Regions from separate parts of the Homo sapiens genome. Here region 2 is linked to region 1. The links are chromatin loops, found by intact Hi-C in ENCODE. Cell type or tissue: endothelial cell of umbilical vein. All regions are shown on one strand. Links, peaks and the distances in the headings refer to the core of each region. The heading gives the core; the rest is flanking DNA. Region 1 holds the start of MYOC (myocilin). Region 2 overlaps METTL13 (methyltransferase 13, eEF1A N-terminus and K55).

Region 1 (8,336 bases), core at 311-8,310:
TGTCTTGTGCTAGCTGTGCAGTCTCTAGGAGAAAGGGCAGGCAGGGAGGCCTGGAGCGCCTGTAGCAGGTCACTACGAGCCATATCACCTGCTGAACTCAGAGTCCCCCCACTCTGCATTCTTACCTTCTCTGGAGCCTGGTGGCACAGCCCGAGCAGTGTCTCGGGTCTGGGGACACTGGCCCCTTCTCAGCCTTGCTACCTCCTGGCTGCTGCTTTCCAACCTCCTGGCCAGATTCTCATTTTCTTGCCTTAGTCGCTTCTTCTCTTCCTCCAGAACTGACTTGTCTCGGAGGAGGTTGCTGTAGGCAGTCTCCAACTCTCTGGTTTGGGTTTCCAGCTGGTCCCGCTCCCGCCTCAGGGTGCCCAGCTCCCTCTGCAGCCCCTCCTGGGTCTCCTGGGGCCTGGCAGCCTGGTCCAAGGTCAATTGGTGGAGGAGGCTCTCCAGGGAGCTGAGTCGAGCTTTGGTGGCCTCCAGGTCTAAGCGTTGGGTGCTGCTGTCTCTCTGTAAGTTATGGATGACTGACATGGCCTGGCTCTGCTCTGGGCAGCTGGATTCATTGGGACTGGCCACACTGAAGGTATACTGGCATCGGCCACTCTGGTCATTGGCCTTCCTGAGCTGAGCTGTCCTGGCCCCCACATCCCACACCAGGCAGGCCAGAAGCAGCAGCTGGACAGCTGGCATCTCAGGCCCAAAGCTGCAGCAACGTGCACAGAAGAACCTCATTGCAGAGGCTTGGTGAGGCTTCCTCTGGAAAGCTCTGCTGTGCTGAGAGGTGCCTGGATGGGTGGCCTTGCTGGCTCATGCCCGAGCTCCAGAGAGGTTTATATATACTGGGGAGCCAGCCCTTCATGGGGGAAGACAGAGGTGGCCACGTGAGGCTGGGTGGGGCTGTGCACAGGGGGGTTGCCTTCACGCTGCCAGCAAGATTCTTAGAAAATAACCTTCCAGAAGTCTGTTTGGAGTTTCTTTTTAAAAAGAACATCCCAATTTATGCACCCATACCCCAATAATAGTTCCTATATCTCCACCTGGTTTTACACACACACACACACACACACACACGTACACACACTTACACCAGGACTACTGGTGTGCTGATTTCAACAAGGATATATTTCTAGTTTATATTTCCATTCACTCTGCAAACTCATTGAGAACCTGCACTGTGCCAGGCACTATGCTAGGAACTGGAGATCCAAACAAGTCCTTTAAGACGTAGCAGGGACAGAGAAAAATAACAGCCAGCCAGAACACAAGGACAGCACCCTACCAGGCTCCAGGGAGAGCATTCCTATAGAAGCGGCAGATTTCCCCCCTCACCCCTAGCTTTAAAACAACTGTGTATCTTTGGGAGAACTTTCTAATTTCAGTCTTGCATCTCAGGCACCAATGTCAATGTTAGCCTCTAAATCAGTTCTTACTCTGTGTGTGTGCATGCCAAGAACCTCATTGGTGAAATCTGGGGAACTCTTCTCAGAAAGATGTTTTCAAATATATAAAATATAGATTACAAAGGAAACAAATGATAATGAAATATGATTATCAAAATATCAAAATTTTAAACATGTTTTATTAATATGTTAAAAACAAGATCCAGCAGGAGGTCTAATTTCAAAGTAGTTTTGAGTATAAATATTTCACTTACAACGTATCTGCAACAACTGTAATATAGTATAAAATGTCTGTGATTTCTATTGGTAATGACAAAATCACAGGTACTGTTATTACCACTTTGAGTTTATGGCTCTATTCGCAATGGAATAAAATGTTAAATTTAGTTAGAAGGTGGTAAAAACAAAAATGTAATTTTTTCCTCATTCAAATTCACAGGCTTTCTGGACTGTAGGTTAATAATCCCTGCTTTACATTAATAAACCCAAAGAGAAAAAACAAAAAGCAAATGGCAATAGCCAATAAATATACCAAAACTGTCAGAAGTAACTTTAAGCCACTTGAAATAATGATTGCCTTTGAGCAACTTTATGTTGTTAATACCAACAACAGTGTCAATACTTGTGAAGTAAATATTTCCAAACTGCCCTGGCAGACTCACCTCCAGAGTGGAGAAACACAGTTTGCTCTAAAGATTCTATTCTTATTTGATTGGTTCTGCAGTTAAGCCTGAACTTGAGACATTTACAAATGGGTGTTTGTTTACAGCTGACCAAAGGGTACTAGTCTCATTTTCTGAATCAGATAGTAAACATCGCTGAAATGATTTTTCAAAAAACCAATCATATAGTCAGCAAGACCTAGGCTTGAATCTGTTTGGCTTTACTCTTAGGAATGTTTTCTTCCTGTTAAAAGAAACGGGATTGCCCTTGTGCTGCTAACTCCACAGAGAAAAAGAGTTCCTAATAAGGAGAAACTAAGTAATCTTACAGCCTCAGTTACTACCTTGTGACTTGCTCAGAATTACTCAGCTTGTAAAGGAAAAATATAGTATTAGAAATCAGGTCTCCCGACTTCCCTTGAACTGATTTTTTCCCCCCACAATATAGCCCTGCCTCCTAGAACCCAGGATCACGTGGACTATAATCCCTGTGGTCAATTCCCACTGCCCTTGAATGAATCTGTCTTTCTTGCTCATACACTATCCCTCTCTTTTTCTTCTCCTCCCCTGCGCTGCAGGTCACTCCGTGCTGTCAGCAGTCACTGCTGAGCTGCGTGGGGTGCTGGTCAGGGTGAAAAGTTTAACAATCTCTGGCATTTTCCACTTGCTCTGGCCCAGTTTTTGAATGCCAGGCAAAAGCTACCACCAGTTAGTCTCTGCATTCTTTTTGGTTATTGGCAAATGCCATTGTCTATGCTTAGGGAAGGAAAATGTGGCTGTTGGGTTCATTGAGCTTTCCTGAAGCATTGTGGCTCTCGGTCCTGGAGTCTGACGTGATCAGTGAGGACTGATGGAGCACCCAGCTTCTGCCTGCCTTCCTGTCCCCCTCCACCTCCCCTGTGGCTCAGCTGCTCCAGCTCTGCCTCCTTCCCCTCTCAACATCCCCCCTCACAGAGAATCACAGGGAAGTGTTCACAGAACACGAGAGCTGCAAGGGTCTTTATAGCAGAGAAGACTATGGCCCAGGGAAGGAGAGACACTTGCCCACGGTCGCACAGCCAACCAATGGCAGAACCAGAAAGAAAACCGAGTCTCCTGATTCCAAGGTTTTCGACCGTCTTGCATAAGCCAAGTCCACCACAGGGCTGAGTAGTTGCCCAGAAGACATGAAAGAAAAGACTCCAGTCACTTCTTCCGTGAATTAACGGCCTAGGAAATGAGCTCGCTTCCTATATTCCCATTAAATAAAGGCCTTCGTGAAGGAAAACCCATGCACACCCTGGAATTTTAACAGCTGACTTTATGAAACTGCATCCCTTCATGAAATAGACTTCTTCTCCTCCAAGCAGAGAAAAGATAAAAAGGCTCACAGGAAGCAACGGAAAACTCCCAGCCCCGTGAACAACACTGAACATCTGGGCAGCTTCAGCCTTGCCCTTTTCACCTTCCTGCCTTTCAGCACCCGCTCAGCCCCAGCGTCCCCACTCCCTGCAGTCCCCACCTCCTGGAATTCTCCTGGACGTGGAGGCCCCTTTCCCTCTGAGGAAACACTGTCCCCTCCAGATTCTCCGTTAGACTAGTTTCCCTCTCCATTTCCTTTCTGGAGCCTGGAGCCAAGGAGTCTCCAGCTCAGATGCACCAGGACGATTCACGGGAAGCGAGGCAGGCCAGCTGCAGCGCTGTGACTGATGGAGGAGGAGGCTTGGAAGACTCGGGCTTGGGGGCCTCCGGGCACGATGGAGGCAGCAGGGGGCGCTAGGGAGGTGGCCTTGTTAAGGGATGCTGCGCACAATTCTTCAAGATGGTGTTTATTTCCTTTCTTTCAGCACTGGGTTTAAGTTGGCTGGCTATTAATTTTCTTCTGCACGTCTTCCATGAGAAACTGTCACCTCCACGAAGGTAGGGCAGTGACTGCTTTGCTCACCATTTTGTCTCTGGTGTCTGGCAGATATAAGTACTCAATAAATTGTCAATGAATGCCTGGATGAATGAACGAGTCACACAGAAATAGAAAGCAACAGGTCCCTAGAGAGTGATAACAAAACAACCAGTGGCACGGGCTGGCAGGTTGCTCAGGACACCCAGGACCCCGGGTGCTTGCAGGGCTCCCCCAGCTGGAGAGGAAACCTCTGCCGGGGGCTTCAAGGAGTCTCTGGGGTATGCCCTCCTCCCCTATACACACACACAGATGGCCCCAAATGGAACTAGTTTATGTATACTCTTATTTCAGTAACGATGTGGAGGCTTACCACAAAAGCATGGTGAATAAAATGGTAACTTAGCCTGAAAATGAGGATGAGGGAAGAAAGTGATGAGGACCAGTGGTCTGGGACTAGGCAGGCAGCTCATGGCACCATTCCCCATCCCAAGAATCCCTGAAATTATCACAGCTTTTGTCTGTTTCCCTGTTGGTTTAGTAAACCATTCAAGTTATTCCTTATTAAACACTGACCCTTGGCCGGGCGCGGTGACTCATGCCTGTAATCCCAGCACTTTAGGAGGCTGAGGTGGGTGGATCACCTGAGGTCAGGAGTTCAAGACCAGCCGGGCTAATATGGTGAAACCCCATCTCTACTAACAATACAAAAATTAGCCGGGCGTGCGCCTGTAGTCCCAGCTACGCGGGAGGCTGAGACAGGAGAATTGCTTGAACCTGGGAGGCAGAGGTTGCAGTGAGCTCAGGTGTAGAGCATACAGGTAGGTGTAAGACACAGACCCTCACCCTCACGGAGCTTCTGGCTGTAACATCGTGATGCAGAAGTCTAGAGTGGGGAGACTTCCTGTGGAGCGGGATGGGCTGCACAGGGGAGGTGGCATTTGTAATGGGACCTACTGAGATGACACGTTAACAATGGTTGAGGCACTTGGGTTGTAGATGTGGTTGTAGGTCAGACACATCGGGCCTGTGTGTGAGGGCTATGACAGATCATTCTGAAAAAGTTAGGATGGGGACACAGTGATTTCTAATGATTTCTGACCTATCCGGAGCTGGGACACGTTATCCTTGTATGCCTGACTTTATAAAATTGGGACCCATGTCTAAACTGATTATGCATCGCATATTTGTTTTATACTTAAAATGGTTAAAATTCATGATCTTTCAAGAGTTTCTTAAGATTCCTTAAGAAAACTGGCCTTCCTAAAGGCAAATGCCTCAGGGTCCCTGCTGAGGGGCACTGCTGCTTTGAAGGCTCACAATGTTCTGGTTGCCTTTTAACCATGTCTTTTGTTTTGCTCTCAGTTTTTCATATTTCCCTTGAAAGTCCAGGCTTAGCCCAGTCAATTTTTGTGTTCCCTGGTATAGACGGGGAGGTGTTGCGAACATGGTCAACTGCCTAATCACTGTTATGAAAGCTTTCCCAGTCCCCATTTTCCTCCTGCATTTGCGGAATTTTGATTTTGCTGTTATTGTTATGTCCTTTGCTAACATGACCTTCCTGAACTTGCCTCCCCAGAGTGATGCCATCTGGTTTTTAAAATAATAATCCACTTTGGGATCTGATCAGATCATGCTTTTGACGTTTTTCCCATTTTCCCATCAAGCTCACATGGAGGTCTCTTCCCAAGGAACAAATACTTAATTACCAATTTGGAAACATCTTTTTTCTGAGCTGTTTTCCTTATTCATTGATTTTGGTCCTCATCATTTTTTCCTGAAATTAAAAACAAAGGGAAAAGTTTATTTTTCATCATTATTTGCTCTCCTGGCATTTTTCCTTGGGCAAGTGCCCATCTCATTCCTGTTTCTTAGCTCCTGTTTGATGGATTTACCATATTGGATGTGATGTTTCCTGAAGAATAGCTTCTGTCAGGAGCAACATCTGTCACTAAAATAAGAGCAGACACAGCCTGGACACTTGGCTAACGTGGATACTCCTTCTTCCTGATTCTTTATCATCCTGCCAAAGACATACATCCGAATGGAGGCTATACAGTTTATAGGACTTTCACATTGGTTATCTCATTTCATTTCATAATAGCCCTGAGGTAAACTGAACAAAGATCAGAATTCTTCCTTTACAAGTGGAGAAACTGTGGATCAGAATAATTAACTGATTTATTTAAGGTCACATAGATAGTCCATATAGCTATGTGTATGTGTGTGTGTGTGTGTGTGTGTGTGTGTGTGTGTGTGTATAGATATATACACAAACTATATATCTCTCTCTATATACATACGCACATATATACTATATATATGAATATACATATATATATATATATATATATATATATAGAGAGAGAGAGAGAGAGAGAGAGAGAGAGAGAGAGAGAGACAGAGACAGAGACAGAGAGTCAGTCAACCTAAAATGAGCTACAGAGTGACCAACTCCCCAAAACAAAGAGTTTATTCAGGAATAGCAAGGGATTGCGATTCAGGATATGTGTGCTGTGGCAAACCCCAGGTGCATCTGAGGGGTTTGGGCAAGGGCAAGATTTTAAAGGCAAAAAGGAGAAGTCCACATAAACTGTTTTGAAACAAATACTATTGGTTACAGGGACTTATTGCAGGTGGTGACGTTTGTTCATTGGTGGTACTGGCTATGGCTACGAAAGGGTCTTCATAGAAGTGGCTTAACAGGAAAGTTCAGTTGGAAAAGTCTTTTGTCACAGTTCCTGTTATAGGGTATATATGTGTGAGGGCCTTTTGACTCTATTTTCTTGGCCTGTTGACTCTATTTTGTTTTTTGGTTGTTTGTTTGTTTTTTTGAGACGGAGTCTTGCTCTTTCGCCCAGGCTGGAGTGCAGTGGTGCGATCTCAGCTCACTGCAAGCCGCCTCCCAGGTTCACACCATTCTCCTGCCTCAGCCTCCCAAGTAGCTGGGACTACAGGTGCCCGCCAGCATGCCTGGCTAATTTTTTGTATTTTTAGTAGAGACGGGGTTTCATCGTGTTAGCCAGGATGGTCTCGATCTCCTGACCTCGTGATCCACCTGCCTCAGCCTCCCAAAGTGCTGGGATTACAGGCGTGAGCCACCGCGCCAGGCCTCTTGACTCTATTTTGTTAGGATTTGATATAGGTGACTCCATTTTGGTACTGACAATTTTCCCAGTAACTATATATATAGCCGATCATATAGCTGAAATACAGCCTTCTAATGCCATCTAATTTCTAAATATTATGCTGTTGTAGGAAAGCCCTCAAGTATGAACTTTAGGCCGGGCGTGGTGGCTCACGCCTGTAATCCCAGCACTTTGGGAGGCCAAGGTGAGTGGATCACCTGAGGTCAGGAGTTTGAGACCAGCCTGACCAACATGGTGAAACCCTGTCTTTAGTAAAAATACAAAAATTAGCTGGGCGTGGTGACGTGCACCTATAATGCCAGCTACTTGGGAGGCTGAGGCAGGAGAATCATTTGAACCTGGGAGGCGGAGGTTGCAGTGAGCCAAGATTGTGCCACTGTACTCCAGCCTTGGTGGCAGAGCAAGACTCCCATCTAAAAAAAAAAAAAAAAAAAAATAGAATGAACTTTAGACCGGGCGTGGTGGCTCATGCCTGTGATCCTAGCACTCTGGGAGGTCAAGGCAGGCAGATCACCTGAAGTCAGGAGTTTGAGAGCAGCCTGGCCAACATGGCAAAACCCCAACTCTACTAAAAATACAAAAATTAGCCAGACATGGTGGCGGGTGCCTGTAATCCCAACTACTCAGGAGGCTGAGGCAGGAGAATCATTTGAACCCAGGAGGTGGAGGTTGCAGAGAGCCAAGATGGCACCACTGCACTCCAGCCTGGGCGACAGAATGAGACTCCGTCTCAAAAAAAAAAAAAAAAAATTTATGGAGGCTCTTCAGATATTTTTCTTTCACCCAATCTATTTACTAGCAACTTGAGGACTAGATTTGCCCAAACATATGCAGGACATCTGCCTTGGGCTTGCCCTGTGGTGTGGGATTATGTGTCCTATGCTGTACAGGACCAGAGTGGAAACCATGAGCAGCTGTGGGGAGACCCGGTGCTAGTGGAGTCTTGGGCCAACCTGAGGGCAGCTACAGACTCATTCTGAGTCTTTGTGAAGGCTGCTGGCAGTAATCTCCTTTAGGTGCAGCACAGAGCTTCTCCCACCTTACTTCCAAGGTACAGAGTTTCTTTAGGGAAATGTTTCAAGTTTCTTTAGAGAAATGGGAAAGAGTGTGACGGGGGAGGGGGCTTTAGTCCACTGTTGCATTACTATAAAGAAATGCCTGAGGCTGGATAATTTATAAAGAAAAGAGGTTTAATTGGCTCACAGTTCTGTAGGCTGCACAGGAAGCACAGCGCCAGCCTCTGCTTCTGGGG
Region 2 (8,336 bases), core at 17-8,016, 140 kb after region 1:
TAAAAATGTCCTTCCCATCTTGTCCTCTTCAGTACCACTTGGGTTGGTTTGTCTTTGCTTCCTACACCACGTCCTTGAGTGGAGTTCCCTGCTGAAGCCCCTAGCACACACTGCATGCCTTAACAAGTGTGTGCAAGCCCCTCAGAACTCAAGACATCCAAATTTTATTGCGTCTCTACTTATACTGGTTTGCTTTTGATTTATTCCTCTATTAGTTCTATAGGAGTGATCTCAAGTGAGATAGCAGAGCAAGATGCCAAAAGACCATAAATAGAGTAAGGTTTCTATAGATGTGAGACAGATTTGAGAGAGCATTTACTCTGTCTCCCTGTGGATGAAACTGCTGCTGAAATGGTTCCAATTTTTAGGAATCTGCTTACCCACTTCATTATTTGACAGCTTTCCTTGGTGACCCAAACCTTGTAGCCTAAGCCATTTGTCTTTTTCTCAGTGGAGGGAGTGTATGGACCTGGCCCCATGGCTTTGCATGTTAGAGACCTGGCAGACTAAAGTCTCTAGTGTTTGTTTGCTCACATTTGCTGAGTGACAGCTATGTGCCAGACTGCATAAAGGGTGGTGGCAGAAGTGAAAATGTTTAAGAATGACCAAAAACATTAGTAATGAAAGTTAATGTGTTCCAGGCATTCTTCTAAGTGGTTTACATGCACTGTCTCATTTAATCTGAGATAAAGGATACTTAAGCCCAAACTATATCTAAACCCAAATCTCACTTGGCTGGAAACATCAATCTTAACCATTTATTCAGAACCATTAAACCAATGATTCCAAGACTGGCTTGAATTTTGTCTTTCCTAATTATACCGAGGTTGACTTAATGAGCAGTGCCATGGAAAATAGGCATTGTCACCATTCACCACCTGGCTCTTCTTTCCACAGGCCCTTTAAAAATGGACCCTGACCTTTCAGTTGAAGCATACAGATGCTCTTCAGCCTACGATGGGGTTATATCCTGATAAATCCATCATAAGTAGAAAATGCATTTAATACCCTGATAACCCATTGTAAACTTGAAAAATTGTAAGTCAGAGACTGTCTGTATTTCAGTTAGGTTGTCATCCTTAGAAAGTAGTGTCAGTCTGTTAAGGAGAGGAGGGAGTGCAGAGAAGTGTTTTTAGATCTTACCCATTAGAAATACTTGGTTCTCTTTCTTTAGGAGGGGATCTTCCCCTGGAACCCCGTAACGGGAAGATTATCCCTCATGTCAGGTCTGTGTACCCCAGAGGACCTTACTTGGCAAGTCCTTTCTTTTTTCTTCCTTGTTTTTGAGACAAGGTCTCTGTCACCCAGGCTGGAGTGCATTGGCACCATCACGGCTCACCGCAGCCTTGACCTTTTGGGCTCAGATGATCCTCCCAACTCTCAGCCTTCCAGGTAGCTGGGACTACAGCATGTACCACCATACCTGGCTCATTTTTTGTAGAGACATCCACCTGCCTTGGCCTCCCAAAGTGTTGAGATTACAGGCATGAGCCACTGTGCCTGGCCACTCTATTTTTTTTTTTTCTCTTGAGCTTGTGCAGTGTCAGGATGGGTTATGGAGGCCCAGGGTCTGAGTCAGAGGAGCTCATCTGCCTGTCCTTGGTCAGATCACCCTCATGCTGTGCAGAGTTTGGAGCAGCACATTTGGGTGGCATGGCCAAGCTCTAGGCGTTATCAGAATAAGGTCTCAGTTAAATCTTAGGGGCAATGGTCTACAGAGGCACGAATTTACATGTCGCTTCCCACATTTGGAGGTGGGAAGAGACACTCATGGGTGATGATTATCAAGACTTAAGTATAAAAGAAGAAGGAAATTGGTTATGTGCTGAAGGCTGGAGAAAGACCAAGGGACAGAAGTGAGGCAGTTTTCGGCTTAATTTCCTACAAATGAAATTTGTACCAACGAAGACCAGTGTGTTCACCAGAACACTTGGTGGCTGCAGCCTGCTTACTCAAACCCTAGTCTGACTCCCCTCTGGAGCTTGCTGGATTGTGAGGAAAGTGGTGTGTGTACAGACAGCCATTGGCCTGAATCCCATCTTTTCCACTGGAGAGCTTTTCACTTTTGCCTTAATGACAAGCAAATGGTTCCTTATGGGAATTTTGCCTAACTTTAGGGGTGAGCGCTCTAGAGGAGGGGGGAGGGTTAGAAGCTTCAATGCCTACCAGACCAAGCAAGTAACAAATATGTGGAGTGAGTGAGCCAGGTATAAAACAAAAAGGCTAGGATGAGACCTGTGGCAAACCAGAGAATAAATATCCCCTCTAAAGGCAGCGGCTGTCCCAGCTGAGCTGTCTTGCAGGAGCACTGTCTTAGCATAGCTAGGTCTTTAAGAGAAGCCAGAAATCTCGTGCGTGTGTGCGTGTGTGTGTGTGTGTGTGTGTGTGTGTGTTGACATTAAAATGTTGGCCAATCAGTATACATTTTCAAGTTATAATCTATTTTGCATAGAGAGATTATAGGGGAGATAGCCTATGGAATTCCTGAGAATCTGGCATGCACCCAGCTTCTGAGTACAAAACAAGGAGCAAGCTGATAGCAATGAGTTACAAAAGTCTGGAAAAGTCTTATCTATGACCTCAATTTTCTTTAATGGCTACAGCTGAGTGGGGATGGTCCCATCATCCTTGGGAGAGTGTACAATTTAGCTTCCCAGGACTATCAGAGAACTGAATGAGAATAAATCACATGACAGTTTGTGCCCTCGCCCCTCCCCCCATCCTAAAAAAGTTCTGTGACAATGTAAAATTGGTAAGCCTGCCTATTGCCCTTCTCTGCCTTTTTGCCCTTGTCCCTCACCAATTTTTCAGTGTGTGCCTCCAGTCTTCTGTCATGGCTGCCTGCTAACTGGGCCTCTTCTCTAAGTCTGTCTTCTTATGGATTGGGTAGACCAGTAGTTATTTTTTTTTTTTTTTTGAGACAGGGTCTCACTCTGTTGTCCAGACTGGAGTGAAGTGGTATGATTTTGGCTCACTGCCACCTCTGCCTCCCAGGCTCAAGCAGTCCTCTTGCCTCAGCCTCCTGAGTAGCTGGGACTATAGGCGCACACCACCATGCCCAGCTCATTTTTGTGTTATTGGTAGTGACAGGGTTTCACCATGTTGTCCAGGCTGGTCTCGAACTGCTGGGCTCAAGCAATCTGCCTGCCTTGGCCTCCCAAAGTGCTAGGATTACAGATATGAGCCACAGTGCCTGGCAGAACCAGCAGTTATTCTCAGCTGCACATTGGAGTCATTGGATATGGTAAGCAGAATAATGTTCTCCCAAAGATGTCCATGTCCTAATCCTTGCAACCTATGAATGTTATGTTACACTACACAACAAAGGGAAATTAATGTAGCAGATGGATTTGATGTTGCTAATGAGCTGTCTTTAAAATAGGGAGATTATTCTGAGTAATCAGATACAGACACTGGGTGGACTCCACGTAATCTCAAGGGTCTTAAAATGTGGAAGAGGCAGGCAGAAGACTCAGTGTCAAGAGTGAAGCAATGTGAGGAAGACTCACCAGTCATTGCTGGCTTTGAAGACCATAGGCCACTAGCTAAGGAACATGGGCAGCCTCTAGAAGCTGGAGAAGGTAAGAAAACTAGAGCTTCCCTAGAGCTTCCAGCAGGGAGTGCAACTCTACCAATACCTTCAATGTAGCTCAGTGAGACCCATTTTGGACTCCTGATACGGAACTATAAGATAAGAATTTGTGTTGTTTTAAGCCGCTAAATTTGTAGTAACTTTACAGCAGCCATAGAAATTGAATATATCTGGGAAGCTTTAAAAAAATGCCTAGGCCTGGCCCCACCCCCACAGACTCTGATTTAATTGGTCTGGGGTGCAGCCTGTGCATAAGAATTTTAAAAAAGCTTTCCAGGTGATGGATGCTGTTTTGCAGCCAAAATTGAGGACCCCTGGAGAAGAGGTTCTGTGGATGGATATGTCACAAGGTAAGGAGGAAGGAATTGCCAGCTAGTCTCATTAATGACTGCTGGCTTAGCTCTGAAATGCAAACATCAGCAGTCACTTGGTAATTGGAACATACTCCCCTCCGACCTTCACATTAGCCCACACCTTAGCTCTTTGCCCTTTGAGTGATGGCAGTAGTGTGAGGAGTCAGCTTGTTGCATTGGACGATTTCCTCCATGGGGCACAGCAGCCTCACTCCCTGCTATAATTGGGCCCTGAGTGTACCTCCTAAGGACTGCTTAATAAAGCTCAAAGTCTAGTAAACCATAAGTCATACAGTTTCCCTCTTGTGGCTTGTCTTGCCATTTGATTCCTGCAGATTTGTTAACAGCTAAATGGTCGATAATAAAAACCATTAAGTTGGATTTTTCTTTTTTATATACCCAACTGGCATTTTTTTGGAGAGGTTGTTCTGTGCCAGACACTGTGCTTGTGTTGATAAAAAGAGGAAAGATAGCTTCTGCTCACCAACTAGCTGGGGAGAACAAATTACACAGCACGTGGATGACTTCAGCAACCACCTGTGCATAAAGTGTAAGGGCAGCATACAAGATGGTCAGATGTTTGCTTAGAGTCTTCTTAGATCCTCTTGCTAGGCAGACAAAAAAATCCAGCCTCAATAAAAACTGCCCCCTTAAAGTGACTGAAGGCTGGACTCATGGTTTTGTTTTTCTAGCCCACGTCTCACTTGGTTCCTGTGCTTCCCACTAGATGGCACTAGAAATCACATTTAAGTGCTTGGGTGGCTGTAAAAAATTCTTGGGAACCTGGCACTTCCAGGGGCTCTTTCACCTGAGCCGTATTTCCTGTGTCTTTCTCTGGTCAATGAAGACAGACTTCTACTTTACTTGTTGTTCTCTTGCTTCACCTAGTACCCTATGCCCTCTGCTCTTCCACCATCACCTGTTTCCTGTCCATGCACATGGAGACAGCACCATTTTCTCCAGTGGTGGAAGCCTGTATAAGGCAGAGATCCTTTTACCCCTACATCCCTGATTTTAGAAGTAATGGCAGGAAATACAGCAATGGAATAATGCTAGTAAGACATGAAGCTCGTGGCACATAAGAAGAAAAAAATGTAACAACATGCATCTGGGCCTGAGCTGGTATGTCTTCAAGTTTTCTGCCAAGATGTAAGTCATTTTTATCATAGTAGTAAATTGGTAGATAAATGTTGGTAGAAGTAAAATTTGATTGAAATAATGGATTTTTTAATGCAAACCTGTCTGTAGTGGGTTGAATAGTGGCTCTAAAAAGAAATATCTAAGTCTTAAACTCCAGAACCTATGAATGTGAGCTTATTTGGAAAAAGGGCCTTTGCAGATGTAATTAAGAATCTCAAGCTGAGATTATATTGGATTGGAGTGGACCTTAAATCCAATGATAAGGACTTAGAATGGAAGGGGAAATGAGACAAGGGAGATGGGAGAAGGACATATGAAGACAGAGGCAGATTGGCGAGACATCCCCGCAAGCCAAAGAACAGCAAGGATTGCTAGCAGCTACCAGAAGCTAGGAAAGAGGCAAGGAATGATTCTCCCTCAGAGCCTCCAGAGGGACCCACCTCCTGACACTTTGCAGACTTCTGGCCTTTACAGTTGTGAGAGAATAAATGTCAGTTGTCTTAAGCCATCAAGTTTGTGGTAATTTGTTTCAGCAGCCTTGGGGAATGAATATATAGCCGAAAAGGGCTTTGTTTGTGCCACCCCACAGAACCAGAGAACCATTAATGCTAGTCTCATTAATGACTGCTGGCTTAGCTCTGAAATGCAAACATCAGCAGTCACTTGGTAATTGGAGTATATTCCCCTCCCACCTTCACACTAGCCCACACCTTAGCTCCTTGCCCTTTGAGTGGATGGCAGTAGTGTGAGGAGTTTGGCCTCCCAAAGTGCATGGGCTCTGGGCCACATGCTACCCCAGATGTGTTTAACCTTCACCAGACATTTTAAATAAAATCTATCGATTAGAAAATCGTTTTATACAAAATCTATAAAATTTCTGGATTCTTTTGAGAATTTAGAAGCTCCTGTGATGACAGGCCCATGTTCATACTTGGCTGGAACTGGCAAGCATCTTTGCCTTGTGGATGGGTGGTGTTTGCCACAGTCCCCACTGCTCTCATCTGTGTGTTTCCTGCATTTATGTTACATGCCTGGTCCTGCAGGCATTTGAGCTTGTAGCTCCTACATATTTAGCAGGACAGGTAGGCTGGGAGACACAGTCCCTTCTTTAGAACAAGGGGAAAGGAGTCCCTGGTTTTGTAGTCAGTAGTTCTGGGCGTTTTTTGTTATATAGCAGCACAGCTTAGAAGGTGGTTTCAAAATCCGGTTGCACAACAAAACCATCTGGGGTCCATTTCCTATATACTGATTCTGGACCATATCCCAGACCTACTATGTCAGAATCTTGGGTGTGTGTGTGTGTGGGGTGGGGTGGGGGAGTGATGGAGTAGGACAGAGGTAGAGCCAAGGAATCTGCATTTTTAAAACTCTCAAGCAATTCTGATAATAAACAGGCCTAGAAATAGCTGCCATAGGATATTATCTTTTAGCACTGAAAAGGGAGGCAGTTTGGGTTTTTCTTTCACTGGAGATCTTTGAGGCATGTTGTTTTAAAAAAAAGTCAAGATGGCAGAAGTGGAGCAGAAAAAGCAGCAAAGCAGAAGAAGCAGACCTTCTGCAAGTTCACCTCCTGTGGCGTGCACCCCGACCCACTGCTGGACTTGTCATGCGAGCAGCGAATGAAGCTGCACCGTGGCCTGTGGCAGAAGCAGCACTCGCTGCTGAAGCGCCTGCGCAAGGGCAAGAAGTGGGCACTGCCTATGCAGAAGCTGGAGGTGGTGAACGCGCACCTGCAGGATATGATCATCCTGCCCGAGATGGGAGACAAGACGGTGGGTAGCATGGTGGGCGTCTACAATGGCAAGGCCTTCAACCAAGTGGAGGGCAAGCCCGAGAGGATTGGCCATTACCTCGATCACCTACAAGCTCGTGAAGCACTGCCCGGCCAGGCATCAGAGCCACCCACTCTTCCTGCTTCACCACCCTCAAGGATTCTGCTCAGCCAGTAAAGGCACACACACTTCTTAAATAAATAAATAAATAACAAAATGTCTTTTCTCATGGAAATGTGAATGATTGCAATATTTTGTGGAGCTAAGGGTTTTAATTAGTCAGATTCGTTCTATTTATGAAACCAAGAAACTTGGTTTCTATCTACAAACCAAGAGTGGCAAACCAAGATTGGTTCTTTAATGAAGGCATAAAACAAACACCTAATCAATATAGTGATATCTTTTATTTATCTAGGCAAGATGGTACAATACTCTGCAGGGCCCCTTCAGCACATAAACAAGTCCTATAGCCCATCTTCTCTGTTTATTCTCATAAAAGCTGGAAATAGTTATTTCAGAGTTGTAGATTAAATCTCAGCTGAACCAGTACTATGCCTACAACATGGTACAGCACTCTGCAGGGCCCCTTTAGCATGTCAACAAATCCTATAGCCCACCTGGGTTCTGTTGAGATTTAATCTATAACTCTGAAAAAAGCTGGAAATAATGATTTCCAGCTTTTATTCTCAAAAATAAAGCTTGGATCTCTACCAGTCTTCTGAGGATGCTAATAGACTACCCAGGAAGGAAGAAGGAAATTGTGAGGGTATTTAAAGAAAGTTGTTAGGGGAAATGAAGTTGCTGTTATTTTGGTTAAGGAAGGTTACAATACATTTAATACTACAAAGCATTGCATACAGATTCAACTCATAAGGACTTTATTAAATGATTCTTTTATTCAATAAACATTTGTTGGAGTGCCTACTATGTATCAGGCACCTTTCTATCGCACTAGGAGTACTGTAATGAATAAAGTAATAAATGTCCTTGTTCATAAGCCTTATACTTAATGAAGAAAAATGAAAGGACAGCTTCATTAATGTGTGGCAGGTGCTTTTCGTACGAAGTATGACTGTTATGTAGACTATATTTATTAATTTTTAAGGCTCCTATATTAGCATGTCCTGCAGAGAAAGAAGGCTGAGCCCCCATTGAATGCTATTAATTTGCAGAAGCCTTTAGGTGCAATTTTCAAGTTAAATTTCAGGGGTACCGCTGACTGAATGTTTGCATACCTAGCGCTCTCCTTACCAGAAGAGCTATTTTCTCATGGCTACCACAGCATCTACTTCCCTATAGGAGAATAAATAAGCCCCAGGCCATTTGAAAAATGGACCACAGAAAAATTTCCTACAAAGGGCCCTCTGGATGGGCTAGGCCACTCAACCCATTTTCTAGTTATCACGTGGCAGATCTAGGACTTACCCCAACCCAAGGCTGGTGATGTGACTCTTAAACATTTTGCCTCTCCTGGAATAG

The links. Peaks named below come from ENCODE experiments on the same cell type or tissue, not always from the same donor. Only the 100,000 strongest peaks of a DNase experiment are listed, where the experiment ranks them.
Region 2: it touches region 1 in a loop (3-fold over the local background); 15 of 110 quality-filtered maps call a loop at or near these places.

The regions. Positions count from the first base shown.
Region 1 is chr1:171,651,883-171,660,218 of GRCh38, forward strand. MYOC (myocilin) reads right to left here and starts at 806. Exons shown (of 3, transcript NM_000261.2): 1 at 126-806. The coding sequence starts at 729. In endothelial cell of umbilical vein, for the core only: a CTCF peak has its summit at 3,790 (motif pointing right); DNase peaks (open chromatin) are centred at 3,389 and 3,709; H3K27ac peaks cover 1,210 bases; H3K27me3 peaks cover 469 bases.
Region 2 is chr1:171,796,926-171,805,261 of GRCh38, forward strand. METTL13 (methyltransferase 13, eEF1A N-terminus and K55) reads left to right here. Exons shown (of 8, transcript NM_015935.5): 8 at 1-791. It also overlaps the pseudogene RPS15P3. Among named protein-coding and RNA genes, the nearest start is that of METTL13, 19 kb to the left of the region's middle. In endothelial cell of umbilical vein, for the core only: a CTCF peak has its summit at 4,677 (motif pointing right); DNase peaks (open chromatin) are centred at 2,476 and 4,686.